2 separate regions of the Homo sapiens genome follow, and region 1 is linked to region 2. A link is an interaction called in ENCODE POLR2A ChIA-PET data of the cell type or tissue named here. Cell type or tissue: OCI-LY7. All regions are shown on one strand. Links, peaks and the distances in the headings refer to the core of each region. The heading gives the core; the rest is flanking DNA. Region 1 holds the start of LOC124901332 (a long non-coding RNA gene). Region 2 has its middle 44 kb from the start of GCM1.

Region 1 (15,950 bases), core at 4,652-12,651, 70 kb after region 2:
TGTTTCCTGCCTCCTCTGCCTTTTGCCTCAGTTGATCATGGGTGACTCAGTGCTCATCTCTGGCAATTCACTCTTTGCAGGGATTTATCTTTCTGAACCAGCCTCCTCTCTGGCCTTCTATTAAAATATATTCTATGTCAACAGAAGAGTCTTGACTGTATTTCTATGGGAGAGTTTCTCTACCTTACTTTTCATGCAATGTGGGATTTTTCATACCTAATAAAAATCTTTTTTTTTTTTTTTTTTTTGAGACAGGTTCTCACTCTGTAGTCCAGGCTGGAAGTGCAGTGGTGGATCTTGGCTCACTGCAACCTCCGCCTCTCAGGCTCAGGTGATCCTCCCACCTCAGCCTCCCAAGTACCTGGGACCACAGGCAAGTGCTATCACACCTGGCTAATTTTTGTGTTTTTTTGTAGAGACAGGGTTTCGCCACGTTGCCCAGGCTGGTCTAAAATTCCTGACCTCAAGTAATCCACCTACTTCGGCCTCCCAAAGTGCTGGGATTACAGGCATGAGCCACTGTGCCCAGACCTAATAATAATCTTTTAGCTAAACAGAAGAGTGACCATGCTCTCCATCTTACAGATAGGGGAAGTGACTGAGAGAACTGACTTGCCTCAGGTTTCCAGAGTAGTAAGTGGCAGAGCATAAATTTGGACCTCTTATTTGTCTTTTCTAACACACTAGGGGTTGTTAATTTGTTTGAAAAATATTTAATGATTTGAGCAAGATTGCACGGCTTCATGCCTCCCTCTAAAATCAAAATGTTCTTTTTCTATAGAAACCAAGAGCAGTATCTACAGTAGAAAGAGCTTTGCTCTCATTTTTTTATTTAAAAAAGTGTTTATTTCAAATAGATTGAATCACTAGGTGATGGGCTGATTCTTTCAAAAAAATTTAATGACCTCCCCATTATACAAACAATAAATGTTTATTGCAGTAACTTTAAAAAAGTTAGAAAGCCACAAAGGGAAAAATAAAAATCACCTATAATTCACCCACCCAGATATAATTGCTATTGACATGTTGATACGTATTCCTCCAATCTTTTTCATACACATGTAAATGTAGTTTAACAGATTGGAAGAAATGTGCTATAAAATGGTTGATAACTTACTTTTTTATTTAATGATACTTCCATGACCATTTTCTAACATTGTTAAATTTTTTCCAAAATATGTTTGATCAGAGCATACTGTCTAACCTATGAATGATACACCTACTGCACATAACCTATTGGTACTTTGAGATTATTACCCATTTTTTTATTATTATAAATAACACTACAGGCTGGGTACGGTGGCTCACACCTGTAATCCCAGCACTTTGGGAGGCTTGAGATGGGCAGATCACTTGAGGTTGGGAGCTTGAGACTGGCCTGGCCAACATGGTGAAACCCCATCTCTACTAAAAATACAAAAATTAGCCAGGCATGGTGGCACACGCCTGTAATTCCAGCTACTCGGGAGGCTGAGGCAGGAGAATCACTTGAACCTGGGAGACAGAGGTTGCAGTGAGCTGAGATTGTACTACTGCACTCCAGCCTGGGCCACAGAGCAAGACTCCATCTCAAAACAAAAAACCAACAAACAAAACAAAGAAAAAAAAAACAACCAAAGAACCACCCTGCAATGACCATCCTTGGTCTTATAAAAACTTAGTGTTGTTTCCACTCAGTGATTTGTCTAGATCTTGCTTGGAGAAAAATAAAAACTGGGTAAAAAACAGAGATAGTTAATAGACATTAGTTTGATTTTTGTCTGTTGGAGAAGGGAAAAGAACAAGGCCACTGATTTCAAATGTCTCTTCTGTAAAGGTCATTTGCTCCCCCGTACTCTTAGTTCTATTTCCGCTAACTTGGCTCTTGCACTATCATCCCTGTAGCCCCAGCTTTCCATCCTGCCACTGCCTTCAGCTGCAATTCTTTGTTTTTGCCCTACTCATCACCTTGGAACCTACCTCCCAGGTCTCACCAGCTGCTGATGGATGTTTTCTGTCTCTGCTCAGTGCCTGAAAACTTATTTCTCAGGGCAGTCGATGAGGGATCCTTATCACAGTATCTGGAGTCATGCCCATAAAGCTCTTTGGCAAATCATTGCACTGTGTTACCTGTGGGTACATCCCCACAACCCGGCTAGTGTTGACCTCGTGGGGAGGGTAATAAGCTTAGGGATTATTCCCAGTATTGTGACTTATGGATTTCTTTCATTTCTTCACTGGACTGAGCTACTATCTCTCCATTCTCTTCTTATTAGGAGCTGTTTGTTAGTTCTAATAACAACTAGAAAAACTGTGGTGATTGTTAGTCCCAAGCTATAATCTGAGGAACAGTTAAGAGAGGTCATAAAATCAAATAAGGTTAGACTGAGTGCCTTTAAAAAAAATCTCAGTTGTTGCAGGGTTCTAAAAATAGTTTCCAATGCCATCCTTCACCTTCACAATTATTTTTGTCTTCAGTTCTAAATGTGAAAGGTACAGAGCAGCAAATTTATACATTAACTTCATAGGAGAACAGAAAGCTCATTAATTCTTAACATTGGTGGGATTTGATGGTTCACCATCATATGCTCTGTTCCGAAATATGTCTGGGTCCACTTTTCTGAGATGATTAAGATGTCCTACTGACAACCTCAGGGCTATTAAAAACACAGTGCCCTTCATATGTGAGATAAGGTTACAGCTCCCACAAGGGAGGGTTTGGGCAACATCAACGTTAATCATCTCATGTTCATTCATTCACAAATTCATTTATTCTAATATTTGAGACTCTCCTATGTGGCAGGCAAAAGAAAAAGCCCTTGATTTCAATATAGATACAACACAATGGAAATATTACAGAGAAAAATAAAGCCAAGTCAAAGAGAGGTGTGTGTGGGGAGGGATGTGAGGAATGATATTTTAGATCTGGTAGTTGGGGAGGCCTCTCTGGGAAGGTGGCATTTAAGTGCAGGGACAAGCCATGCAAATAAACATCTGGAGGTGAGAACAAAGGCCTTGAGATGGAAGTGGCTCCTCTAGAGAACCAGGCAAGAGGTGAGGGCAGCTGAATGTGGTGAGCAAGGAAGAGGATGGGACATGTGAGAGGGGTCAGGGCCAGCTCCAGGAGCCTGTAGGCCATGGAAAGGCATAGGATTTTATTCTCCGTGAAGCAAGTGCCTAGAGGTGGCTCCCAGACACAGGCAAGCTAGTGACCTCAAGGGGGCCTTGGTCCTGCTCCATCTGAAGAGCTGATTCATTAGACTTTTGCAGTCCCTGATCCCAGGAGCTACAACCTTAGATTGCCAGGGAACTGGAAGCATTTAATTAGGGATTCTGGGGAGAAGCTGTGGGTCCTGTGATAAGGTCCCTGTGGCTGCAAGACCCACCCTCCTGGAGGTTTCATGATTCAGATGAGCTGTTCTGGCACTCTGGGTCCACTAGAAGCTGATGGGATTTTTAACAGAATGTTATTCCCACTGTGCCACCAGCAGGTTTTTATGGCCTCATGTGACCATTAACTGTTGCGTGGGGATCATAATTCTAAGAGACCCCCCTGGAGACCATATGGTCTGTATCTATTTTCTTGAATCCTAGAACCATGCTGAGGTTTAGGAGGTTAGGTAACTTAACAAGGGCACATGGTTATTGAGTGATGGCAGGATTTCATCTCTGATCTAATTGGCTGGTGATATGGTTTGGCTCTGTGTTCCCACCAGAATCTCATCTTGAATTGTAATCCCCATAATCCCCCATGTGTTGAGGGTGGGACCTGGTGGGAGGCGATTGGATCATGGGGTTGGTTTCCTCCATGCTGTTCTCATGATAGTAACTTCTCACGAGATCTGATAAGGTTTCATAAGAGGCCCTTCCCCCTTCACTTCCTTCACACGCTCTCGTCTGCTGCCATGTTAAGACATGCCTACTTCCCCTTCTGCCATGATTGTAAGCTTCCTGAGGCCTCCACAGCCATGCAGAACTGTGAGTCAATTAAACCTCTTTTGTTTATAAATTACCCAGTCTTGCGTAGTATCTTTACAGCAGTGTGCAAATGGACTGATACAGCTGGAAAGCTTGTTTTCCCCGTTATGCACCACACTAATATTTCCCAAATACTTCCATTCATTCATCAAAACATTTATTGAACATCTGCTATGTATTCAGTGCTGGGCACACTACAGGGATGCAGAGACAAATGAGACAATTCCTGCCCTCAAGTGTCTTGGAATCAAGTGGGTTGTTTAGAATATACACTCTATCTTCCAGGATGAAGTGAGATTATAACACACAGCCCCACTTTTAGACTTTCTGAATGGAGATTTGTCTTATCCTTATAAAGGAACTTCGCCAGCTGCCAGGCAGGACAATGAGGTACTTGTCCATACCTGTCATTGTGCATCTGCCATTGTCACGCATGAAAATCATCCATTGATCCATCTGTCCTCAGTTACCGTTGGCATGTACTACCATTCTGTGCATTTCACTCACATTTGGATCCTTGTAACTCTCAAAGAGATCACACTGCGATTCAGGACTAAACTGAAAAGTCATCAGTTGCCCATCACACAGGAACAATGCAGCTGAAGGCAGTGGGAATTGCTAAGTCTCTGAGTGCTCACAGAATTGTTAGGGCCAAGCGTAGGCCTGACTCATGAATGGCGGACTATCATTTAGGTGGAGAACAGAAGCTTCAGATAATCAGAAGCTTCCAGATAATTTTTTAGAGATGTGAAACTTCCAGGAATATCTTATTTGGTTGAGACAATAGGAACTACCCATTTAACCACATAGGTAAAACTCCAGTATCTTTTGACGTGCCTCCAAATTATCTTTACAAGTACCTAAGAGATTATTCTCACATCAGAATTCTGATTGTTGCCGTCAGCATACTTCCTATAATTTGTAATTGTCTTTGTCCTTCACCCAAAATGAGGTTATCTTTTCATTTGTTGTTTCCCCAGCACTGGCAAGATGCCTGGAGCTGCGAAGGCCCTCGGTGAATGCTGCAGGATTGCAAGCAAGGGTTGGGGAGAGCAGCATGCTTCTGAGATTCTGTAGACCTAACCATGGCCAAAATGATTTTGAACTGTCTTTAATGTCTGGCAGGAGCTTAATCTCAGAAGCTTCACTCTTATTATTTAAAAAGTGCTACATAGTTGTATAAACATGATACTACTCAGTTTTTAAATACAGAATTACAAACATGTAATGTGTTATCTCAAAAAAAGTTTATTTTTTTTTTTAGATGACGTCTCACTTTGTCACCCAGGCCGGAGGGCGGTGGCGCCATCTCGGCTCATTGCAACCTCTGCCTCCCAGGTTCAAGCAATTCTCTTGCATCAGCCTCCCAAGTAGCTGGGATTACAGGCTCCTGTCACCACGCCCAGCTAATTTTTGTATTTTTAGTAGAGGTGGGGTTTCACCACGTTGGTCAGGCTGGTCTTGAACTCCTGACCTCAGGTGATTCACCTGCCCTGGCCTCCCAAAGTGCTGGGATTACAGGTGTGAGCCACTGTGCCTGGCCAAGTTTATTAGATTTATAGGTATTACTCGGTAATTACTTTTATGACTTGGCAGTTTCTTTTGCTCAATGGCATCACAGAATGAATGAAATAGTATTTGAAGGATTTTCCCTATGTCTCTTCGCTAATCCGTGAGCGGAACATCCTCACTAGATAATGTGGACTTTATAAATAATTTACAATCACATTGATGTCACCATAGACAGACTATTGTCCTGGTTAGAAATGTCACATTGTCCTGGTTAGCCAGGACAATGTGAGTCCCTGTAGCTGTAATTGTGTCTAGAGGGGTGGGTCTGAGGGAGCGCTTTCTGTACTGTCTCCCTGCCTAGTGAGCTCCAATGCCTGGCATCAGCTTTGGACCAGGAAAGCCCATTTGAACTCTGGTGTCAAACTTACCTTGGGCAGGTCATTTATCCTCTCTGGATTTCAACTTTCTCATCTGCAAAACGGGGAAGAGAGCTGCCAATACCTAGACACTGGGAGGAAGGTACCTTGGCGTCTCATGCTTGAGAGGTGCTCTGCATCTGACTTCTTTCTAAAACACCTTCTGGAAACTGCTTTCTAGAACACCTTCTGAGCCAGCAGTGAATCCCTGGTGAGCCTGCTAGTGAGTCTCAGTAATTTGGAAGGTCACTGAGAACACCATGCTATTTAATTCAGATCATGAGAAAAACTGCTATCTCTAGAAAAGTACTCCTTCTCTGGTACAGTTATTTCATCAACCTTTCATTTTTTTCCTTCTATCCAAATTTTATACTTTCATCTACTCTATTCCTACCTCAACTTCTTCAGAAACTTCAAGTCCCACCACAGGTCCTGGGACACAGTCTATTCTCACTTGGATCCTGGGCCAGTGTGGACACTTGGGAGGCTGTTTAATCCCTTGATCTCATTCCATAAAGAAACACATTTAAATCACCTCCCATCAATTTTTTCCCCAATTGAGGTAAATGTAAAATGAGTTGTAAAAAAATATGTAACATTCTTTCTCAAATGTATTCTCCAAACATTAGGAAATAATGCAAAAGAGGCCAAATGAAAGTGTGATATAGTGAATACGGTTGCAGAGAGTCTCGCTTAATTTCACATTCACTTATTCACCTGCAGGCAGCTTTCCTGAGCAGTGCTGTGGTCCACACAGGAAGGTCTTACCGGCCGCAGTCCTAGACAGAAGTTCCCTGTGTGCAGGCCTCCTTGCATTGACTGTACGCTGTGTGTAACATTTAACCTTTAAGACGTATTGGAAGCAAGTTCTACTTTATGTCAATGTCCTGAAAAGGAAAGGAACTAGAAGTAAATCAGGGCTATGCTGGAGTGCTACTTTGGAATCACGAATGTTCAAGATGGAAGGAACCAGGGCACTCCCACAACCCCCTCCTTGTAGAGGAGACCCAGAGTCATGATGTGCCTCACCAGAATCACATGCCAGTTAGTGCCAGAACAGATAATTTTTGTTCTTGAGTGACAACTTATGACTAGACAATTCTCATATTAAAACCATTTTGTAAGTCAAGTGAATTGAAGACATCCAATTTGTCCATTTTTTTGGAGAAATTTGAGTTATCTTATTAAATGCTAGTATTAACTGAGTTTTAACCAAGGATACTTTAGTGAAAATAATGTGTTGGGTAATAAAATTTTAAATCTCATGCCAAATTGATTAACACACATCTTCCTTGCTTAGTTACCTACCTGGTAATAAACCACTCTTAACAGTAAGTGCCTGTTAGGGTAAAGCCCTGTGCTAAAAGCTTTCTTTCATTTCTGCATTCAATTCCAGCAATATTAGCTAAGCATCCGTATCTCTTTTTTATAGTTGAGGAAACTGAGGTTCAGAAAAGAGATAACTTGCTTGTGGTCCCACAGTAGTAAATAGCAAAGCCTTTCTAACAGGTATGCTATGCCACCTCCAAACACACATAGAATTCTTCTAGCATCGACAGAGGTGTCCCATCTGTGCCCTAGGATATGTATCCTTCTATACTCAGTTCTAAAGTAAAGGTGTAATTTAGGTTCTAGCTTGGGGCCATCACAATTTCCCTCTCCCATTGCCCTTAAGAAAGTAGCTTTGTGTGCTTAGGATTTGGATTCTGACTGTTCCCTTGTTAAGATCATGGGGTGACATTTGGCCTTGTTGTTGTTTTTTTGAGACAGAGTCTTGCTCTGTCGCTCAGGCAGGCTGGAGTGCAGTGGCGTGATTTCAGTTCACTGCAACCTCCTCTTCCTGGGTTCAAGTGATTCTCCTGCTTCAGCCTCCCGAGTAGCTGGGATTACAGGTGTGCACCACCATACCCAGCTAATTTTTTGTATTTTTAGTAGAGACGGGGTTTCACCATGTTGGCCAGTCTGGTTTCGAACTCGTGACCTCAAGTGATCCACCTGCCTCGGCCTCCCAAACTGTTGGGATTACAGGCATGAGCCACCACACCCAGCCCTGGCCTTGGTTTTAAAATACACTTAACCCAGTACTCCTAGAGGGCTGGAGCTCTGCAGGAATGGCACAGGCAGCAGGCAGTTGGGACTTGGTCAACCCCTAACCATGTAGCCTTCCTGGAGGACTGAGAGCCACAGCAATTAATAAGGGAGCAGGGTGCTGGGAGCAGTGGCTCACACCTGTAATCCCAGCACTTTGGGAGGCCGAAGCGGGCGGATCACGAGGTCAGGAGATTGAGACCATCCTGGCAAACATGGTGAAACCCTGTGTCTACTAAAAATACAAAAAAAAAAAAAAAAAATTAGCTGGGCGTGGTGGCAGGTGCCTGTAGTCCCAGCTACTCGGGAGGCTGAGGCAGAATAGCGTGAACCCGGGAGGTGGAGCTTGCAGTGAGCCGAGATTGGGCCACTGTACTCCAACCTGGGTGACAGAGTGAGACTCCATCTTAAAAAAAAAAAAAAAAGGGGAGCAGGGAAGGGCACAAGGTTGTTGGAACCTGGTGCTGATGCTTTCCTACAAACAGGCACCTGTTTCACTGGGAACATTGTCAAGGGGAAAGCACACAATTTGCTGAAAAGTGGTAGCTTGGTTAAAACATTGTCAAATTCATCCAAGGGAAACCTGCATCTATGCCCATTATTTGAACAAAGAACACCAGTAGGAATGTGTGGACACAATCATTTAAGAAATATTTGTTTATGAGCCAATGTGGGATTTCAATCCCGACTCATCCCATCAGGGGTCCCGTTTTCAGATTTCAAATGCCATCTCTTTGGTGAGGAGCAATTTTCTGGCAAAGGTCTGAGGTACCCTTTGAACCTGCCCTATCTGACAGAAGACTCCATCAGCTTATAACTGAGACTAATGTGAGTCCTGGTTCTCGTTATCATCATGTTCTGGCTCCTCCCTGGCACTGCTGGTGATGGGAGCAGGACGGCTAGGGCACAGGCCAGTGACAGGAGGCTCTGCTCAGAATGGTTCCTTTACACATAATCACTACTTCCTCTGGGAGCTCTGAACAACATTCTACACATTTCATCAAGGAGAACACCCAGACAAATTCCACTCTCTTCCCACTTGACCTCATTTTTAAAACAAGCAGTTTCACCCACAGATCCACTCGAGTGCAGTGTGTCATCTCCCTCTGGGCCTTCTATGCATTTGCTCATACTGGTTCCTGTATGTGGAATGCTGTCTTCCCAGCACCTTCAGGCTCCAACTACTGAAACCCAGATGGTCTCTGAATGCTCAGATTAAAAGCCAACTCCTTTACAGTGCTTTTCTTACCCACCCTTGCTAGAAGGGTTCTCCCTCCCTGGACTCTCATGGTAGCTGGTTTATACCAGTTTACGGCAGTCACCACAACCATTTTACACAGAAGGCACATGTGTGTATGTTTGATCCCAATTCAGTAGAGGCTCCTGCGAGGGCCGGTTGTTTTCTCACAGATCCCTGTTTGCTCAATACACCTAGCTCAGTCCTCTGTACCAAGCACTCTCCCAGTGAACAAGGTCACATTCTGCAAAGGCCTGGCCAACAGAGTAACATAAATGGGGCAACAGACAGGGTGGTAGGTACTGTTCAGGAGAGTCCTGATTATGTGAGAAAGGGAAGCATTACAACTGGGTCTCTGTCACCACTACATTAGCCATTCACTGGATCCTGCACTGCTTGTTCCTACAATTTCCACCCCAGAAGTCTTCCTTGATCTGATCAAGAGTCGAATCCAGACATCCTCTGCAAGCTATAGCAAAAACTGGCCCAGGAACTTTCTTTTCATGAGCCATAAACATACCGAAGAAAGAGAGAAGATAAGGACTACAAAAATGTCAAGGATAACAAAAGCAGGTTTTAAATCTATGCCTGGAGTAAGAACTAATGGCCAATGAAGCAATGCTGAAGAGCAGAGCAAAAAACTGACAGCAACCACTATTTGGCTCCATCTGCTCCACTGAGGACAATCATTTCCAAATTAAAGAGTGTAAAGAAAAACCTGGTTAGGATTTGAAGTCCAAGAGTGATAAGGGGATAGCAGGAAACACCTGTTTTAAACGAGTTCTCATGAAAGACATGTCAGTCGCTGAAACAACCTGTGGATATGACTGCAGAATTGTTGTCAGAACTCCAGGGAAACAATGAACGAAGTCCAGATACTGATAATCACTGCCCTATTTTCCAAAGTAGATTCTAAAAACTCCAGAATGGTGAACTTAATGTAAAACTCTGGCAAAATCAGGAATAATATAGACGGTGAACATTTGACTCCTAACAATTGCTGATTTCTTTTCAACACTGATTTAACAAAGAAAATGTCACACGAAATAACTTCCTTCCCTTTTTTTGGATAGGATTACTAGAGCAGCCAACCAGGGAAATAACAGTGAAACAATAGCTTACAGCTGAAAGAGACCAGTGGGGTGAGTTGAGATTACAATCCTGAAGTTATCACTTACACTTTACTCTGAGCTAGATGGGGTTCCAAAGGCTTTATATATACAGTATCATTAGTCATCTATTTAATCCTTACAAGGACCCTGTAACATAGAAACTAACATTACTCCTATTTGGCAGAAGAGAAAACTAAGGCAAAGTTTTCTTGCCAAAAGGTCATACAGGTAGGATTTCAACCCAGCCAATGTGGTCTCCAAGTTGTACTTCTCATATTAGTCTACAATGCCCTTCACATGATTAGCAAGGCTGCCAAAAATAGAGGGAGAAATGGGAATCCTCCCTTTTCCATACAAGAAAAAGGACAGCAGAACACATCTGCCCTCTCTCTCGCCTCTTATCCACTCACTTCTCTGACGGGAGGAGGGAAGACTTTGATTGCTGCTTGGGAGGTGCAGCTAAGCACACTTTCTTGGCATGGTAAGGTCATCAGTGTAGAATCTGCCACAAGGGGAGTTTACAATTTAAGGTAGGTAAATTCCAGGACTGATATTTAATATATTTTAATAATCACTTTATCACCAGACCAACCCTCAGAGCAACCACTGGTGTGCTACTGAGCCCTGGTAAGTTAGGTTAATAGAGTTATTAGCAAGGGTTAATTAGAGAGCCACACTGTGGTCTTAGTTTCACCAATCCAGCCTTCTTAGTAAGACACATGCTATTTTGATTCCTACTGGTCTAATTTCCAGTATTTTTTCAATTTGTTCTGAACTTAGAGGGGAAAGACAGGGATATAATTTATTCCCATCAACTCCCCAACAATCCTCTTACACCTTCTGGATAATATCCCAAGTACTAAATGCAGTTTTAGGTGACATTTCTCTGGAGTTCTGACAATTCTGCAGTCACATCCGCAGGTAATTTCAGCAACTAACATGACTTTCATGAGCACTCATTTAAAACGGTATAGGCTTAGTCTTGGCTCTTAGGTGCTTTCTAGTTTAGTACCTAAGAGCCTATACTGGGGACCATATGGTATGAAGTAGATGGAAGGAAGATGGACCATCCATGTCATCTCTCCTGTTGTAGACGTGAATGTACCTGTAAATTCAAAATAAGTAGGGTACGCTGGGAAGGGCCACAATCTGGGACATAAAATGATCTTTGGCAAATAAAATGATTGAGCTTTAGGTCCAAGGGGAGGGGACCTCATTACTCTAGAGTAGAGGTCAGCAAACTATAGGCACAGGCCTTCTGTTTTGTAATTTTTTTTTTTAAAGAGATGGGGTCTCACTCTGTTGCCCAGGCTGGAGTGCAGTCACATGACCCTAGCTCACCGTAACTTCGAACTCATGGGTTCAGGCGATCTTTGGCCTCATCCTCCTGAGTAGCTGGGACTGCTGGTATGTACCACCATGCCCAGTTAATTTTTAAAAATTTTATGTAGAGATGAGGTCTTGCTATGTTTTCCAAGCCTGTAAATAAAGTTTTATTAGAACACAGCCATGCCCATTCATTTACATATTGTCTATGGCTGTTTTTGTGCTCCACGATGGCACAGTCAAGTGGCTGCAACAGGGACTGTATGTCCTGCAAAGCCTGAAATATTTTCCAACTGGTTCTTTCCAGAAAAAAATTTTGCAGAAGACCTATGGTCTAGACCTAGGAAAGTAATTCTAACATTCTCAGGGTAAGGGGAGAGATTGGGGCCAATGGGGAGGAAGGACAAAGGAGCATATTTAGAGCTGGAACCTTTAGTGGGATTACCTGGAGGAGGCAGAGGGGACAGCATTAGGGTGGAACCACCACTATGCCTTATTATGCAGGGTCCTTCCTCATTGAGAACTAAGCAATAATATGGCCTTCCTAACTGAATTATTTATATCCATTTGTGTAAGTTCCTAGACAGTGAATTAAGTGGATTTTTCTCCAGTTCTTCAGAATTGCCAGCACAAAAAATGTAAAATGCAGGCACAGGTAATCAAAAATGTTTTAATGATTACTGTTTAGACATTTAACAATGTAGGTATATCCAGGTGAGCTAAGCACACTTTGACAGCACACTATTGAATGTTATAGTTTCTGTATTGAAATATGTAAAGACATCTGCAAATTAGTACCTAGCAATGAAGACATACATTTATAAATATACACATTCTAGGTTTGATAAGGTAAATGTAAACAGATGCCATGACTCCTTTTCAAACAGAAAACCCACAAGACTAATAGAGAACCAATAGGCTCCCTATAGTACGAATGTGCAAAATTAAAGCATGGTAAACTGATATTTACATAAATATCAAACCAACAATTAGTTTATACATTGTCAATGACCTTCTAAGATATGTCATGAGTGGTTCCAAGAATATCTTTCCCCCAATGGAGAAGGTATTCAGAGGCTAAATTCCGACACTTTAAAATGACACACATCATAGGCTTTACCTGTTTGACCACTGCCTCAAATGTGTGAGATGTGATTTTATGATAAGCAGTCTATTATTTTTAAACAAGAGGTTCTAAACACATCTTTAGATTCTAAGCAGAAAGAAATTACAAGTACTATTAGATTTACATTAAACAAGTTACCTCTATCAAATTTCTCGATTCTCTTATGCTGTAGCTATATTTGATTTTACCTTAAAAAGTTCTAAGGTCCTTTCCCCCCCTTTGTTAATTTTGGTAAACTAGGCACATTTTACAAGGAAATCTGTGTCAAAACAGATAACAGTGCATAAATCAATCCAAATTTAGACCCTGGCAACCAGTTCCCCATTGCTCATCTACGGGACTCTGTCAAACGGTAAATAGGCAATCATCTCTCTTGAAAAGTATACATCCTCTCTCGCACTGGTGGAAAGCAAAATTGACTTTTTGTTTGCTGTATAAAAACACTTAGCACTTCAGAAATTAAAAATGGCCTACTCACCCTACACCCTTCCTAAAATCTCGAGGACAAAGAATATATATTTAAGTTTCATCACGACTGCTGTAGAGCCCCCCCCTTTTTACATTAATAGTGGCACTCAAAATAAAAAAATAAGATCTGTTAAAAAGTTAAACTGACTGTTCCACTAGATTTGAGCCTGCTTGATTCAAAGCCAATAGTACAAAACTGAAGGTGCCGTGTCTGATTTCACATCAACAAGTCACTGGAAATTATGTCACATTAGTTTCATAAATCATGGTCTTTGATTTTTTCTAAACAGAGCTATTACAAATTAATACAAACTTGAAACATACCCTAATTTAAACTAATAAGCTTTGGGCCCTGCTTTTTAAATTTTAAGGCATGTGTGTTTCTCTACCATAACAACATTGTACAAATTTACATTTACAATCACATGCATGATCTACAGTTAAAAAAAAAAGTTTGGATTACAGTGTTTTTAAATTGTGAATCACAATTCAGCACCTATCATGTTATAACTAATAAGGCAACAGCAGTGTTGTATACTATAATAATACTCCCTTTCCACAGTCTAGCGCAGGGGTCAGAGAGCCCAGAAATGTTAGAAATCTTATCCCTACTTATATAATCTGTATACGTTTTCTAGGGGTTTTGAATTGATGAAAGAAGTCCTACATGAATCACACTATTGTAGGCCAGACTAGTTACAGCAGCTGTTAACGAGCATTGGGGCACAACTCATATTGTGCTTACAATCAGATGACGTGGTTTGGAGGGTTTCAATTCTTTGACTTCAATCCTTCCGCAGCTTCCTTGGCTTCACATTGTTTTCCAGGGGTGAAAAGCTGTTGGTGTGTCCATTCACAGCAGCCATGGACCCATTCTGGTGGTCCTTCAGGTGGTCTTTCCTTCGGGAGGCCCCTTTCTTGTTGTAGGTCTAAAATGTGTAAGGGCAGATGAGAACCAAATGACCACAGTTTTCTTTATAGGGAACTTTACTGAGAATTGCATCCCTAACACTAGGCCTAGTTTCAAGATCAAATCTTATCAAGGAGAAACTCCTGAGGTCAAGTCCTCATTGACTAAATCTTTTGTCACTGGTTTCAATCATTCTTCCTTTTTTTTTTTGAGGCTTAGCCTGAGGTAAGTTAACTGAATCACAGGCTGCAACAGAAATACTATTTAAAATGTCACATAGAAAATTCAATTTACACTTTGCTTTGCCTTTTAGTATCTGGATGGCAGATGACAGGGGTTATGTGGCCAAATTGGTCTTTCCCACCTGGCAGCAGCTCTCTTGACACCCACATCCCTTGTTCGTCTTCAAAAGTTCCTCACTGCCTCGGCGACTATCTCAGCCTTCATGAACAAAGTGCTATGCTGCTATAAGTAGTTAGAATAAATGTGATTTCAGCTTCATCGGGTCCTATCCTTTCACCTTCCTTGTAGCTGGTGTATGTCCCACAGTGCAGCCATAAACTATGAAGCCCAGAAGTATATGACTTCCACTGAAACTCAACATGCCACACACAGGTGCTTGTGGGCACAGAAGAAGAAAGGACAAATGTCTGAGCCTCGGGACTTGCAGCCTCTGCCCTTGCTCCTGACCTCCGTGTTTTGCCCAGATCAGCAGGCCTTATGGCTACCAGGCACTGGCAACAAAGGCAGGACACATGTCATCTGGGGGGTGACGCATGGCAGGAGAATCAGCAGTGGCTGCAACGTGGTCAGGCTCCACTGGAAATTATCTGCCCTAAATGGATCTTTCTGTGAGCAAAGACCTACATCACCACATCATATGCTTAGGAATGAACCGAATCCTCACACCTGAAGACTGAATGTATAAGAAAGCTGGGACAAAAAAGCAGATCTCCATATCTGAGGACTGTGATAAAAATCTCTTCTGAAATTTCATTTGGCCATGACGTTCAGGGTAGTGAACTGAGAGATTTCTGATTGAAATCACCTCTCACGTCTCTGCTGCAGGTCAGAGGGAAGCAACATAGGGTCCTGCTGCACAGTTTTCCATTTCCCAGGGGAATCCCAAGACTTCCTCACCCAGGCTCTAGAACAGGATTCTAGTGTCTTCCAGTGAGCTGTGAGCCCCCCAGAGGCAGGGGCTGCTCTTGTCATAGTGACTCCATTAGAGGCCAGAGCCTGTCACCCAGCAAGGGCTCCACATGCCCATTAAGTAAATAGATGAGGGCCTTTGTTGGTAAAGGCCCCAGATTCCAAGTCCCAGAGAAGGGTGAGATTTACCTGAATGTAGAAGTTTGTGAAGAGAGCAATCAGGGAAATCATGTATCCAATCTGGAAATACAACCAACCAAGAGGGAATGTGCACGGCCAGATGACCCCGCAGCTGGTCTGGATGATTGTCAGCACAAACTGAAGCTAGGGGAACAGAGGGGATGCAGCTGAACAGGGACAGTGCATGGACGAGGCCCCACACCAGGCAGACTTTTTAACCAGCATCACCTAAATTTCTGAATTAACACTTACTACCCTTGCTGCAGGTACAGCAGTCACTTCATGAACACAACACATACACTATACTTATCCTAAACTCTAGGTGTGTTTGTCTTATATATATTCTTCCTCTGCCCTCCAAGCTATTTAAACTACCTTCTCCAAATTTCAAGGATACACTATAGAGACATCCAAGACTTTTTGTTTTTATTTTTTGAGAAGGAAGAGCAAGTGTGTATGTTGAAAG
Region 2 (15,950 bases), core at 5,105-13,104:
TATCTATTTTGTTCATTTTGATTATTTTGGTCCAAGTGCTTGGAACTAAAAAGCATTCAATAAATATTTGTGGAATGAATGAATTGAATATCTACTTGTTAAACGACTTCACCTTCATGTTTTTACTTAATTTTTCAGCCACCTTGAGAGTTATGTGTTACTCCATTTTACCTATAAAGACAGCAACCTTTAAAAAGTTTAAGTAACTTATACAAATCACAAGTTACTAAGTTGAAAAGTGAAATTGGGGACCAAGGTGTTCTTTTTCACCTCATAACTAGTGTCGTTTCCAGGCTCTCCATGTGGCTGCGTCCCACTTTGGTATTTGTGAGAATCAAAGGAAAGTCAAGTTCATTCACACCAAATTTCTTTCTTTTTTTTTTTTTGAGATGGAGTCTCCGTCTGTTGCCCAGGCTGGAGTGCAGTGACACAATCTCTGCTAACTGCAAGCTCCACCTCCCAGGTTCACACCATTCTCCTGCCTCAACCTCCCAAGTAGCTGGGACTACAGGTGCCCACCACCATGCCCAGCTAATTTTTTGTATTTTTTAGTAGAGACAGGGTTTCACCATGTTAGCCAGGATGGTCTCGATCTCCTGACCTCGTGATCCGCCCGCCTCGGCCTCCCAAAGTGCTGGGATTATAGGCGTGAGCCACCGCGCCCGGACGTTTCACACCAAATTTCTGTAAATCAAGGCAGAACTTCCCAAAATAACCGCTAAGGAAAAGTTAGAAGTGGGCACTTACTCATAATTATAAATGCATTTGTTCTTAAAATAATTCACACATTTAAATAACAGAAGTTTAAAAGTATTAAAATAGGTAGAAATCATTAAAAAATATATAAAGAAGTAAACATATAACAAATCACTTGCTTTTATCAGGTTTAAATATATCCTTGATGGAGTTGTGGTTAAAAAGAATCAAGATGAACTTCATGGGCCTGGCGCGGTGGCTCACTGCTGTAATCCCAGCACTTTGGAAGGCTGAGGCAGGTGGGATCACCTTAGGTCAGGAGTTCGAGACTAGCCTGACCAATATGATGAAACCCCGTCTCTACTAAAAATACAAAAATTAGCCAGGCATGGTGGCAGGTGTCTATAGTCCCAGCTACTTGGGAGGCTGAGACAGGAGAATTGCTTGAACCCGGGAGGCAGAGGTTACAATAAGCTGAGATCGCACCACTGCACTCTATAGAGCCTGGGTGACAGAGCGAGACTCTAACAACAACAACAACAAAAAACAAGAACTTAATGAAGTCTGATTGGAGGTTCAGGAAAAGTGATGGTTTTTTTTTTTTTTTTTTTTTTTAAGAGTGAAGGAAGGCGAAAAGAATAAACCAAAAAAAGTCATCTAAATAATTTGGACAGATGACATTCCCTAGTCTGCTAGAGGCTGCTGATCTCAGAGAATCGTCCTTTGTTTTAAAAAATCTAAAGACTATTGCCGGGCGTGGTGGCTCACGCCTGTAATCCCAGCACTTTGGGAGGCCAAAGTGGGCAGATCACCTGAGGTCAGGAGTTCGAGACCAGTCTGGCCAACATGGTGAAACCCCATCTCTACTAAAAATACAAAAAATTAACTGGGCGTGGTGGCGGGCACCTGTAATCCCAGCTACTTGAGAGGCTGAGGCAGGGGAATTGCTTGAACCAGGGAGGCAGAGGTTGCAGTGAGCCAAGATCATGCCACTGCCCTCCAGCCTGGGCAACAGAGTGAGACTGTCTCAAAAAAAAAAAAAAAAATCTAATGACTATTTAGCCTTTGTCTTTGGGACAACTAAAGGCTATATAGTCCAAATAGAGATTATCTTTACCTAGAATAGAAAACCGGAACAAAACCAGTAGAAAAGCTATTACCTTCTCATCCCAGGGCCTGTCAACCTAAAACCCAAGCTCCTCCCATTCCTGTGCCTGGAAAGCCCTCAGATTTGCATCAGAAACTTTGGAGAAGGTTTCCTTTGGTTCACATGGCAAACTGAAAAGTGGCTGTGCTAAAGGGTACACTCATCCCACCAATCTGTAGATATGGCTTTAATTAATTTGCCCCAAGATTTATGGGAAGAGAGGAAGGAGACAGTTTTTTTGTTTTTCTGTTTTTTGCTTTTTTTTTTTTTTTGAGACAGAGCCTCACTCTGTGGCCCAGGCTGGAATGCAGTGGCGCGATCTCAGCTCACTGCAACCGCCACCTCCCAGGTTCAAGCAATTCTCCTGCCTCAGCCTCCCAAGTATCTAGGATTACAGAAGCCTAGCGCCATGCCTGGCTAATTTTCATATTTTTAGTAGAGTCAGGGTTTCACCATGTTGGCCAGGCTGGTCTTGAACTCCTGACCTCAGGAGATCCACCCGCTTGGCCTCCTGGAGTGCTGGGATTACAGGTGTGAGTCACCACACCTGGCCTGAAAAGGACAGTTTTATGTGTCACCATGACTTCCCATTTAAAATCAATATAAAAACTGTAGCATCTCTGCTGGTTAATCATTAAATAAAAGAAGCATTACTGGTATAGCAATATTGGTATGATGCATTTTTAAATCACACGCTGCAGATAACTGATTAAGTGCTGTCATTGCTCTAACAATGCAATGTACAAAAGGATAGCCAGGACACTTCGCAGGGCCTCAAGAGCCTCCACCTGTATTTCTTCCTCATTCCTCCCAAGTTTACTTGTCGCAGGTAGAAAAAACAAGAGGCGGCTGAGGGCGGTGGCTCACGCCTGTAATCCCAGCACTTTGGGAGGCCGAGGCAGACAGATCACCTGAGGTCAAGAGTTCAAGACCAGCCTGGCCAACATGGCGAAATCCCGTCTCTGCTAAAAATACAAATATTAGCCAGTTGTGGTGGCTCACGCCCGTAATCCCAGTTACTTGGGAGGCAGAGGCAGGAGAATCACTTGAACCCGGGAGGTGGAGGTGGCAGTGAGCCGAGATCACGCCATTGCACTCCAGCCTGGGCAACAAGAGTGAAACCCCATCTCAAAAAGAAAAAAAGAAAAAGAAAAAACAAGAGACAACCACCTAAATAACCCAATGGAATAGGAGGGTGTGGGGTCAGGGCCATTAAGCCTGAACTGCCCCACCTGCCTAAGATAATTGCATTTGAAGGGATCCTTGAAATGGTTAAACACACAAATTTTGGAGAAGAATTTAAGTGATTTCCAACCTGGAACTCTGTAATCCCAGCTACAGGCAGGAGAATCGCTTGAACCCGAGAGGCGGAGGATGCAGTGAGCCAAGATCGCGCCACTGCACTCCAGCCTAGGCGACAAAGCGAGACTCCGTCTAAAAAAAATAAAAAAATAAGCCGGCCGGGCGCCATGACTCACGCCTGTAATCCCAGCATTTTGGGAGGCTGAGGCGGGCTGATCACGAGGTCAGGAGTTGGAGACCAGCCTGGATAACATGGTGAAACCCCTTCTCTACTCAAAATACAAAAATCAGCCGGGCGTGGTGGCAGGCGCCTGTAATCCCAGCTACTCGGGAGGCTGAGGCTGGAGAATCACTTGAACCCGGGAGGCAGAGGTTGCAGTGAGCTGAGATTGCGCCACTGCACTCCAGCCTGGGTGACAGAACAAGACTCTGTCTCAAAAAAAAAAAAAAAAAAAAAAAAAAAGCTAAAGAGAAGCCGGAAGTGCTTCCTCTGAATGAAAAGGTGAAAGTTCTCAGCTTAAAAGAAGAGGAAACCATCGTATTTTGAGGTTGCTAAGATCTGCAGTAAGAAGGAATCTTGTATCCCTGAGATCGTGAAGAAAGAAAAAGAAATTCATGCTAGTTTCGTTGTTGCATCTCAAACTGCAAAGCTCACAACAGTGTGTGATAAGTGCTTAGTTAAGGAAAAAAAAAACATTGAAATGTGTGGGTGGAGGTCATAAACAGAACTGTGTTCCGCTTGATGGCGATCAGGTTCAGTGCTATGGGCAGTTTCAGGCTCTGAACTTATCCCCTGTGGATAAGGGAGCGGGAGGGCTACTGTCATCCCTTTTCAGGAATCAGTTGCAGAAGAGATGTCTCTAGAACTCCTCCCACCAAGGTGAAGCTCCACCAAAAGCACCAAGAACCATAATACTGGTATGTCTGATCTGGTTTTGTTTTTGTTTTTGTTTTAGAGACAGAATCTCACCTGTGACCCAGGCTGGAGTGCAGTAGCTCACTGCAGCCTAAAACTCCTGGGCTCAAGAGACCCTTCCAGATCTCTTGGGACCGTAGGGTCCCAAGTAGGACCACAGGCATGCACCACCACACCCGGCTAATTTTTTATATTTTTTGTAGAGACAGGGTCTTGCTTTTGTTACCCAGGCTGTGATCTGTTTATTAAAATATGTCACTAGAGGTTAGAGCTACATCTCCTACTATTCTGCCTAGTAAGCATAATTAAGTAAAATATTCACTAAGTATAATTAAGTAAGTATTCATTTAGTGAAATAACTGAGTAGGAATCTAAGAACTAGGTTCCAGCCTAATCTATACCCAATGTGTAAGATATTACATGGGATCTGATCCTTAGCAAATGTCTTTATATTGATCCACAGTAGATCAACAGAATATATTTTTTAAAGACCTGTTCAAAGTTTTAGACAACTAGGGCCAGGCGTGGTGGCTCATGCCTGTAATCCCAGCACTTTGGGGGGCCGAGTTGGGTGGATCACAAGGTCAGGAGTTTGAGACCAGCCTGACCAATATGGTGAAACCTCGTCTCTACTAAAAATACAAAAAAAATTAGCCGGGCGTGGTGGCACATGCCGGTAATCCCAGCTACTCAAGAGGCTGAGGCAGGAGAATTGCTTGAACCCAGGAGGCGGAAGTTGCGGTGAGCCGAGATCATGCCACTGCACTCCAGCCTGGGCGACAGAGGGAGACTCCGTCTCAAAAAAAAAAACAACAAAAAAACACAAAACTAGATCATACAAAGTTAAAATATAACTTTCTTGAGAGTCATGATTATATTTAGCAACTTAAATCATTGCCACTGAAAAGCTTGGCTTCAGTTTTAAGCAACTAATCTAAAAGCTATGGCACAGAGCTTGCAAGGTGTGGGCTCTAAAGGGTTACATTACATAGCTAAATCATATAGTTGCTTGGCTGCCTTTATGCTAGACATCAAGTCAGGCAACTGGAATTCAACTCCTGGCAACCCCATTTACTACTTAGCTCTTGGACAAGTCACTTAATCTCCTTGCATTTCATCTGTAAAATAAAAATGATAATACATTCCTGCCTCATTCCACCACTAATGTAGGTGGAATAACATAAGTATGCAATAACTCTAAGACTCTAAGGCTCTGTGAAAATGTTAGTTATTTTTAACGTAAACTACAATAATGGTCAAAATGGCCAATATTGGCCAAAGCCACACAGGATCCTTCCCAATCCCTTGAAATCACCTTCTGATAACATTGTATATTATTATATTTTATATATTTCTAGTAGATGGACACCCACCTTCCACCCTCAAGTACACCCCAGCGCCTGTTGTTCACCACCTAGTGTCCATGTGTTCTTGATGTGTAGCTCTGACTTATAACTGAGAACATGCAGTATTTAATTTTCTGTTCCTGTATTAGTTTGCTTAAAATAACGATCTTGTTCTTTTTTTTTTTTTGAGATGGAGTCTGGCTCCATTGCCCAGGCTGGAGTGCAGTGGCACGATCTCGGCTCACTGCAAGCTCTGCCTCCCAGGTTCACGCCATTCTCCTGCCTTAGCCTCCAGAGTAGCTGGGACTGCAGGCGCCCATCACCACGCCCGGCTAATTTTTTTTTTTGTATTTTTAGTAGAGACGGGGTTTCACTGTGTTAGCCAGGATGGTCTCTATCTCCTGACCTCGTGATCCACCTGCCTCAGCCTCCCAAAGTGCTGGGATTACAGGCGTGAGTCACCGTGCCCAGCCAATCTTGTTCTTTTTTATTGGCTGCATAGTATTCCATGGTATATATGTAACCACATTTTCTATCTTTTTTTTTTTTTTTTGGAGACAGAGTCTCGCTCTGTTGCCCAGGCCTGGGCGACAAGAGTGAAATATGTCTCAAAAAAAAAAAATTAGCCAGGCATGGTGGAACATGCCTGTAGTTGCAGCTACTAGGGAGGCTGAGGCACAAGAATCATCTGAACCCAGAAGGCAGAAGTTGCAGTGAGCCGAGATGGTGCCACTATACTCCAGCCTGGGCAATAGAGCGAGACTCTGTCTCAAAAAAAAAAAAAAAAAAAATAGAAAATGTGATTACATATATACCATGGAATACTATGCAGCCATAAAAAAGAACAAGATCATGTCTTTCACAGCAACATGGATAGAGCCAGGGCCATTATCCTAAGCAAACTAATGCAGGAACAGAATATTAAATACTGCATGTTCTCAGTTATAAGTGGGAGCTACGCACAAGAATACATGGACACTGGGAGGTGAACAACAGGTGCGCTAGGGCATACTTGAGGGTGGAAGGTGGGAGCAGAGAGGGGATCAGAAAAAATACCTATTGGGTACTATGTTCATTGCCTGGGGACAAAATTTTCTGTACACCAAACCCCTGTGACACACAATTTACCTATTTAACAAACCTGCACATGTACCATAAACCTAAAATAAAAGTTAAAAAAATGGGAGAAAGAGAGAGAAAAGAATCTGGTAAAGCTTTCTTTTTCTTTTTTTTTTTTGAGAAGGAGTTTCGCTCGTCGGCCAGGCTGGAGTGCAATGGCACCATCTCAGCTCACTGCAACCTCTGCCTCCTGGGTTCAAGCAATTCTCCCACCTCAGCCTCCTGAGTAGCTGGGATTACAGGCGCCTGCCACCACCATGCCCAGCTAATTTTTTTTTGTATTTTTAGTAGAGACGGGGTTTTGCCATGTTGGCCAGGCTGGTCTCAAACTCCTGCCCTCAGCCTCCCAAAGTGCTGGGATTACAGGCGTGAGCCACTGCACCTGGCCTCTAGGTGTATATACTTCGGTAAATAAATATTGATATTCATATGCATTAAAATCCTTGGAAGAATAAAAAAGAAACTTGTTTTAGGAAGGGAATGCTGGGTAGATGGGGGACAAGTGTAGAAAGAAACTTCACTCTGTAATTTTCTCTTAGTTTTTTTAGACATAGGAATGAATTACACATTCAAACATTTTTAAAAATAAACAATTTGGCTGGGCGCGGTGGCTCACGCCTGTAATCCCAGGATTCTGGGAGGTCGAGGTGGGTGGATCACCTGATGTTAGGAGTTTGAGACCAGCCTGACTAACATGGTGAAACCCTGTCTCTACTAAAAATACAAAAAAAATTAGCCAGGCATGGTGGCGCATGCCTATAACCCCTGCTACTTGGGAGGCTGAGGTAGGAGAATCAGTTGAACCTGGGAGGTGGAGGTTGCAATGAGCCGAGATCGCGCCACTGCACTCCAGCCTGGGCAACAAGAGTGAAACTCCGTCTCAAAAAAAAAAAAAAAAAAAAAAAAAAAAAAAAAAATAATAATAATAATAATTTAAATATGAAATGAAAGTAACTCTCTTCTAAAATTCTTATAGTGTGGTTTCTTGGTGGCCACCAAAACCCTTGTCACAACTAGCTCTGGGAGTTGAAGATGTATAGGAAGATAAGTGGTTTATTTTGCTATTTAATCAACTTTAAGTCTCTAACAAGTATACTTTGATTTAATGAAAATGGCAACTCAGCAAAGGATTTAGGGCTGTAATTCAGGATGAAACAAACAGGTTGTGATGAGGAAACTCCCCTGCCTGAGGGGTGTCCTGAGAGGGTCAGAGGCTCCAGTCTAGTGAGATAGGAAAGGAAATGCATTTGCCAAAACGGAATTTAAATTTTTTTTTAACTCTTATTTTAGATACAGGGGATACATGTAGATTTGTTACATGGGTATATTGTGTGATGCTGAGGATTGGGATACGGATGATCCCATCACCCAAGTAGTGAGCATAATTTTTCAAACCTTGTCCCCTTTCCTGCCTGCATCCAAAATAGAAATTTGAAAATAATTCTCCACACACTGCAGTGGATGTTGGCAAGGGAACACCATTGTTTCCTACTTAACCCTTGCTGGATGTGTTTAAGAGTTCTTACCAGATTGCTGGCAGCAAAAACACTAATGTATTCATTCATTTACTTAGATCAATACAGTCCGATTCTTTGCCAAAACCCCTGTGTTACTGCTTGTCCTGTCTCTCGAACAGGGTGTTCTGGTCAAATCAAGAGGAGATCAAATGTCTAGGCCTTCACTTTCAGCAGCTGGAACTGAGTTGAAAAAGAGAGACTGCCCTCTGAAGCGAAATCACAAAACAAAGGTGAAAGGAGAAGGCCATCAACAAAAGAAAAAGAGAAGCTGAATTTATTATCTTTTTGTTTTTCTCCCTGAGGCAATGGAAACAGATAGCAGAGGCGTGGCTCTCCAGGCGACTTCTGTGCTTGCCTGGTCAGCACATACAGGGCATTCTTCCTAGCTTCCAGCCTGCTCTGCAGAGTCCTCCCCTCCTTCCTTCCTCCCAACCTCCCTCCCTTGCTCTCTTCCTTAACTCTTGGCTTCATTCTGGGTTTTTTTGTTTGTTTGTTCTAAATTCTGTTTGCTCTTCGTTCTGTTTTTTCGTTTGTCCTAAAAGTCAGGTTTATTAAAATATAACTTACATAGAGTGAAATTCACCCTCTTTAGGTGTACAGTTCTATAGTTTTATAACCACCCAGATATAGAGCATTTGCATCAAGACATAGACCATTTCCAACTGGGTATGGTGGCACACACCTGTAGTCCCAGCTACTCGGGAGCCTGAGGTGGGAGGATGGCTTGAGCCCAGGAGTTTGAGGCCGCAGTAAGCTACGATCATGCCACTGCACTCCAGCCTGGGCAACACAGTGAGGCCTCATCTCTCAAAAAAAAAAAAATTTATAATAAAAATAAAATATAACAAATTAAACTTAGCTACAAATAGTTTCGAAACTGCTCTCTGGGAAACAGTTCTCCACCTTTGACATTTAATTTTATAATAAAAAAACATTTCCATCACCCCTCAAAATTCCCTGTGCCTCTTTGCAGTCAGTTTCAACAGATGGTCTCTGTTCAAAGTCATCTCTGCTGCTTATTGATTTTGTGCTGTGGACAAATGACTTGGCTTCCCTGTGCCTCCGTTTCTATATTTTTTAAGTGGGGATAATGATACAAACTAGTTCATGGGGCTGTTGTGAGGAGTAAACACTCAAAAATGACTTGTCATCATCATTATTGTGTGCATAGTTGGTGCTCTATAAACAACAGTTTGTCATGTGGGCAGGCACATGCTGAAACATTGGTCTGTTGCATACTTGCTTCATGTTCAAGAGTCTGGCACCAGCATACAGTTGGTTTTCTCTAATTCATAGGATTTTATGATCCCAGAACTGATGGGTACAAGAAATTAACTAGTCCAGTCCCCTGCCTTCCATGACAGGATAAAATATTGTTGTTCTCATCTTAAAGAGTAGCTCACTGGGCCGTCAAAGGCAAATCTGTTCACCTAAGGGGTAGAAAATGGAAGATTTAATGGAAAATGAGAAAGATCAGGCAAGGGATACATTGCTCAAGGTAATCATAACAGCTAAGAAATGCTAAAGGAGGAACAGATTTCAGATTTCCTGCTTCCAAATCTAGAGCTCTTTTGACTACATTGTAGCATTAATAGATGTATCCTTTCTAGATCTTTGGTTGTAGTTAGTGACAGTAACTGTAACATTGAGCAAAGACTAACATTAATAGATGTATCTTCTCTAGATCTTTGGTTGTAGTTAGGGACAGGAACTGTAGCATTGAGCAAAGACTAAATTAACATTAATAGATGTATCTTCTCTAGATCTTTGGTTGTAGTTAGTGACAGTAACTGTAACATTGAGCAAAGACTAATATTAATAGATGTATCTTCTCTAGATCTTTGGTTGTAGTTAGTGACAGTAACTGTAGCATGGAGCAAAGACTAAATTAACATTAATAGATGTATCTTCTATAGATCTTTGGTTATAGTTAGTGACAGTAACTGTAGCAAGGAACAAAGACTAAATTAGAAGGGGAAAACTTGCAAGGCCAGTTTGGACAGTTCACTTCTGCAGCAGTTCATTTGCTGTCAGTTTTGTTGTAGTCTTTTTTCCTGCCTTTCCCTAGTAAATATTTCCAGTAGAAAGAGAGAAAATACAGCTTGAGCAACATGGCAAACCCTGTCTCTACTAAATATATAAGAAATTAGCTAGGCACAGTGGCGCACGCCTGTAGTCCCAGCTACTTGGGATACAGAGGTGGGAGAATCACTGAGCCCAGGAGGTCAAGGCTGAAGTGAGCCGAGATCATGCTGTGGCACTCCAGCCTGGGAAACAGATGTGAGATCCAGAAAGAAAAGAAAGAAAGGAAAAAAAAAAGAAAGAAAAGAAGGAGGAAGCAAGGAAGGAATATAAGAAAGAAAGGAAAATAAAAGAAAAGAAAGAAGAGAAAAGGAAAACAAATGCAGGAGGTAGGAAGGAAAGGAGAGGAGCGGAGAGGACAGGAGGGGAGGGGAGGGGAGAGGAGGGGAGGGGAGGGGAGGGGAGGGGAGGGGAGGGGAGGGGAGAGGTGGCCAGTCGTGGTAGCTCACGCCTGTAATCCTATCACTTTGGAAGGCTGAAGCAGGAGGATCCCTCGAGTCCAGGAGTTCAAGACCAGCCTGGGCAACATAGGGAGACCCTGTCTCTATTAAGAAAAAAAGAAAGAGAAAGCATACTTTTTCCTGCTTGAATATCTGTATGAGTAGCTATGGGGCTGTGTTCAGGCCTGGGAATGAGTAGTCTGTCACCCACATACCTGAATCTCTACCTGTGGGGCCAGACACTTTAGGATACCGTAGGATGTATTATCTTCAGGAAAACACCACCTGATCACCCAGACCTAACCCTAAGGCATGCGCGCCTTACCTTTCCTGCCCCCACCAGCCCTAGCACCTGAAAAACAACTTTGAGAGAGTTTTTTCTCTTCAGCCAAGCACCCAATTGCTTCATTAAAGTGCAAACAGACCCTAAAAGAGGTATGACAATAATTGTACTAAGTAACAATGACTCAGTGTTCCTCCAGTCATTCTGATTAAATTTAGGAGAAGATCCCTAACACTTGTTAATTATCCTTTTAACAAAAGATCCCACCCTTCAGCAGGCAAAGGTATTAAACTAGATTTAAGAATACTGTTTTATTTCTGTGGTATTTATTTTAAAGTTACTTTCTATTTGTGGCAAATACTTTTCATTTTACGATGTCATATAAATTTTCCTTTTTTTCTTAATTTTTGAGACAGAGTCTCACTGTGTCGCCCAGGCTGGAGTGCAGTGGTGCGATCTTGGCCCACTGGAGCCTCCACCTCCCGGGTTCCAGCGATTCCCCTGCCTCAGCCTCCCCAGTAGCTGGGATTACAGTTGCACGCCACCACACCCAGCTAATTTTCGTATTTTTAGTAGAGATGGGGTTTCACCATGTTGGCCATGCTGGTCTCGAACTCGTGACCTGAAGTGATCCGCCTGCCTCGGCCTCCCAAAGTGTTGGGATTACAGGCGTGAGCCATCGCGCCGGGCCTGAATTACTCTTTGTCTATTGCAATTCCTCTGTCTTGATGAATCAGCTGTGTCTAGGCAGCAGGCAAGGTGAACCACTTGGGCAGTTACAAGTACAGTATTTAATATTTATCACATTACATTTTCTTTTTCTTTTTTTCTTTTTTTGATATGGAGTCTCATTCTGTCACCCAGGCTGGAGTGCAGTGGCTCGATCTCGGCTCACTGCAACCTCTGCCTCCTGGGTTCAAGCGATTCTCCTGCCTCAGCCTCCTGAGTAGCTAGGATTACAGGCTCACGCCACCACGCCTGGCTAATTTTTGTATTTTTAGTAGAGATGGCTTTTCACCATTTCGGTCAGGCTGGTCTTGAACTCCTGACCTCGTTATCTGCGCACCTTGGCCTCCCAAAGTGCTGGGATTACAGGCGTGAGCCACTGCACCCAGCCTCACGTTACATTTTCATAGCTAGCAGGGTAATGGTGGAGTTATTGGCACTCAGGTCACATTCTAGGGAATGTTTATTGGGCAATCTCAATGGCACCGCAAGCTAAATGACTTCCAGTGTTTCTCGTCTTTGTGCTTTCTTCATTGCAACCTTTGCCCAAGACATCTGTTTCTTCTGGATCACCCTTGTACAGCCACTGATGGAATGATCTTCTGAAAGTGAATCTTCAGTAGACACATTGGCCACACCATCTTTGCCAGCCATCACATTGCCCAGGTCTCCGACATGCCTCTCTTGATCCTTTGGGCCACCGTGTTTTTTGGTTAGAGGATTAAAGTGCAGATCAGCCTTGTTTATTAGCTCCAAACTGATGGACGTGGAATCTATGCTGAACTTTAGTCAATCCTATAATGCGTCCCGATACCACAGCTCGCCCATTTTCCTTCTGTTTAAAGTGGATGGTGCCAGCACGAGGCCTTAGGCCTCCAACATGCACACGGCCCTTGTTGTCATGGCTTTTGTGGGGTATGCTCTGGTCCAGGCTCTGAAGGCTGTGACGGAATTTTGGCTTAACTTAAAAAAAATACTTTATTTATTTATTTATTTATTTAGAGATGGACTTTCACTCTGTTGCCCAGGCTGGAGTGCAGTGGTGTGATCTCAGCTCACTGCAACCTCTGCCTCCTGGGTTCAAGCCATTCTCCTGCCTCAGCTTCCCAAGTAGCTGGGATTACAGGCACCCCCCCTACCACGTCTGGCTAATTTTTTTGTATTTTTAGTAGAGACAATGTTTCACCATGTTGGTCAGGCTGGTTTCAAACTCCTGACCTCAAGTGATTTGCCCACCTTGGCCTCCCAAAGTGCTAGGATTACAGGTGTGAGCCACCGTACCTGGCTAAAAATCAACTTTAAATTATAAAATAATGTAAGCAATTTACAGAAAGTTTGGGAAAGAGAGAAAGAGAAGGAAGGAAGGAAGGAAGGAAAAGAAGGGAAGGAGGGAAGGAATGAGGGAGGGAGAGAGGGAGCGAGGGAAGGATGGAAGAAAGGAAGGGAGGAAGGTTTGTTACATGGGTATATCACGTGATGCTGAAGTCTGGGATACTAAAGGAAGGAAGGAGGGAGGGAAGGAAGGAAGGGAAGGAAGGAAGAAAGGAAGGAAGGAAAGAAAGAAGGAGGGAAAGAAGCAGAGATGGAGGGAAGGAAGAAAGGAGGGAAGGAAGGAAGGAAGGCAGGCAGGAAGGAAGGAAGCCATACACCTTCCATACATTCATATCATCTATGATCCTATTCACATTCGAGGAGAGTTCACTGGGAAGGGTCTTTAAAAGTAAGGCCCCTGGGATATAAGAGGCATGGCAGGTATATCTTATAGGGTAAGAGGGAATAAAACTAGGAGAGAGACATCCTGGAACAGGTCTGCATTGGAAGACGGGAGGAGGAGAGAGAAGTGTAGGAAGGTTGTGATAAGAGGAAAAGAGAGACTGGGGAGGCAGATGAGAGATTGTTAAGGGCACCATTCCCTAAATTAGCCAAACACAGTCATGTCTGGGTGATCCTGGAAGGAATTATTTGAAGAAACATCTGTCATCTAAGTGCCTAATGGCCAGATATGATCTTTCATTTTCAAGGACCAGGGACACTTTCTGGGGAAGATGAGGACTAACCACAATTCATAAGTGGGCAACAGAAATGCTGATTTATGAACTTCCAGTGGAAAACGTAACTCTCAGGTTAAGGCATCATTAGATATCATGCTGCGGTCAATGCCTTCGAAGTCACATCTTAAGCAGAATAATTATTTGTTGGCCTCCTGCAAGAATCCACCCTATACAGGGACCAAAAGTTTTCATAAGTTGCAAATCTCTCCCAATAGATGAAATTAAAATAGAGTTTGAAAGCTCCTCAGTAAATGTAGTATCAGAACACAGAGTTAGAATGTATTGAACATCTATGATGTGGCTAGGCATGGTGGCTCACGTCTGTAATCTCAGCACTTTGGAAGGCTGAGGTGGGTGGATCACCTGAGGTACGGAGTTCAAGACCAGCCTGGCCAACTTAGTGAAACCCCATCTTTACTAAAAATACAAAAATTAACTGGGTGTGGTGGAGCACCCCTATAATCCTAGCTACTCGGGAGTCTGAGGCACGAGAATTGCTTGAACCAGGGAGGCAGAGGTTGCAGTGAGTGGAGATCACACCATTGCACTCCAGCCTGGGCGACAAAGTGAGACTCTGACTCAAAAAAATAAAATAAAATAAAATAAAAAATAATAAAATAATAATATATTGAACATCTACAATGTGTCAGGCATTGTAGAAACTAATTATAATGTGGTAAAAGATGGACAAAGTCAAGTACTTGCAATCTAACCGAAGACAATAAAATAGATGAATAAATAAGACTATTTCAAATTTTCAAATAGACATGACTTCTATAAAAACAGAATGTTGAATAGGACGAGGAGAGAGTCAGAGAAATTGTGTGTATGCTTGTGTGTGTTTTGCGCGCACCTGTGTTATTTCTTTCAATTGGGTGATCAATGAAGGCTTCTTTAAGGAGGTGAAATTTGAGTTAAGACCTGAAGAATCAAAAAGATCCAGAAAAAGGTCTGATGGGTGTGGCAGGAAGCATTCAAAGTACTGGGCAGTGCGGAAGCAGAGGCAGATGGAAGTGAGAGTTTGAGAGGAACTGAGAGAAGGCCTGTGGGTTGGAGGGTAAGAATGCAGGGGAGAGGGAGACTACAGTTAAATGTTTAACGGAAGGCATTCAGCACGACATTAGACTCTTTCAGTTCAAATCCCCACCCAACCACAAACTAGTTGTGTGACCTTGGACAAGCTAGTTAACTTCTTTATGGATCGATTGCTTCATCTGTAAAGGGGTGAAATCAGAGGTAACTACTTCATGGAGCTCCTCTGAAGATGACGTGAGATAGTCTAAGTTAAAGTGCGGAGCTTAGGCATATGGTTGGTCCTGAATAAGCATTAGATGTTGGCATTAATGTGTCCATCTCCACAACAGACTCTTGTCCACTGAGTAGGATTCCCTCCCCGCAGAAACGTACTTGGATGGGTGCTGCCAGTTTAGCGTCTTCGACTACTTAGTCAAACTTGAGACGTGTCAGAGGTCTGCAAACTATAGCTCCCTGGGCAATTCTGTAAACCTTCAAGTTAAGAAAAATGATTACATATGTAAAGGGTTGGAAAAAATCAAAATAAGAATACATGTATTTTCTGCTTTTATTTAAGGTGCAGGGTGTACATGTGCAGGTTTGTTATGTGGGTATATCACGTGATGCTGAAGTTTGGGATACAAATGGTCCCATCACCCAGGTAGTGAGCATAGCACCCAATAGGTAGTTATTCACCCCATGCCCCCCTCCCTCCCCCTTTCTTCTAATAGTCCCCATTGTCTATTGTTCCCATCTTTGAATATGTGTACCTATAAGTGAGAACATGTGGTATTTGGTTTTCTGTTCCTGCATTAATTTGCTTAGGATAATGGTCTCCAGCTACATTCACGTTGCTGCAAAGGACACAGTTTCATTCTTTTTATGGCTGTGTAATATTCCGTGGTGTATATGTATCACACAAAATCAGAATATTTTGTGTGTGTGACACAAGAAAAATTTATGGAACTCAAACTTCAGTGTCTATAAAGTTTTATCAGAACACAGCCACAGCCTTCACTTATGTCTGTGTATGGCTTCTTTCTTGCTCCAACAGCAGAGGTGGGAAGTTTCAGCAAAGATCTCATGACCGACAAAACCTAACGTATTTACCATCCGACGCTTTACAGAGAAAGTTTGCCATCGTAGTTAGGAGGACAGGTTTTTGGAGACAATGGAGTTACCTGGAGCCTGAATTTTCTTCTAAGAAAATGAGTGTAATAACAACGCCCTCAACAGGTTGCTATGCGAATTAAGAACATTTGTCCCGGCCGGGCGCGGTGGCTCACGCCTGTAATCCTAGCACTTTGGAAG

Evidence for each region. Peaks named below come from ENCODE experiments on the same cell type or tissue, not always from the same donor. Only the 100,000 strongest peaks of a DNase experiment are listed, where the experiment ranks them.
Region 1: POLR2A ChIA-PET joins it to region 2 with 12 read pairs; 5 of 35 experiments call an interaction of 5 or more read pairs at or near these places.

The regions. Positions count from the first base shown.
Region 1 is chr6:53,255,100-53,271,049 of GRCh38, forward strand. ELOVL5 (ELOVL fatty acid elongase 5) reads right to left here. Exons shown (of 8, transcript NM_021814.5): 7 at 15,494-15,628; 8 at 12,305-14,171. The coding sequence ends at 14,028. LOC124901332 (a long non-coding RNA gene) reads right to left here and starts at 7,704. Exons shown (of 4, transcript XR_007059612.1): 1 at 6,603-7,704. In OCI-LY7, for the core only: no CTCF peak of the experiment used is centred there; no DNase peak of the experiment used is centred there.
Region 2 is chr6:53,184,683-53,200,632 of GRCh38, forward strand. It overlaps the pseudogene SOD1P1. Among named protein-coding and RNA genes, the nearest start is that of GCM1, 44 kb to the left of the region's middle. In OCI-LY7, for the core only: no CTCF peak of the experiment used is centred there; no DNase peak of the experiment used is centred there.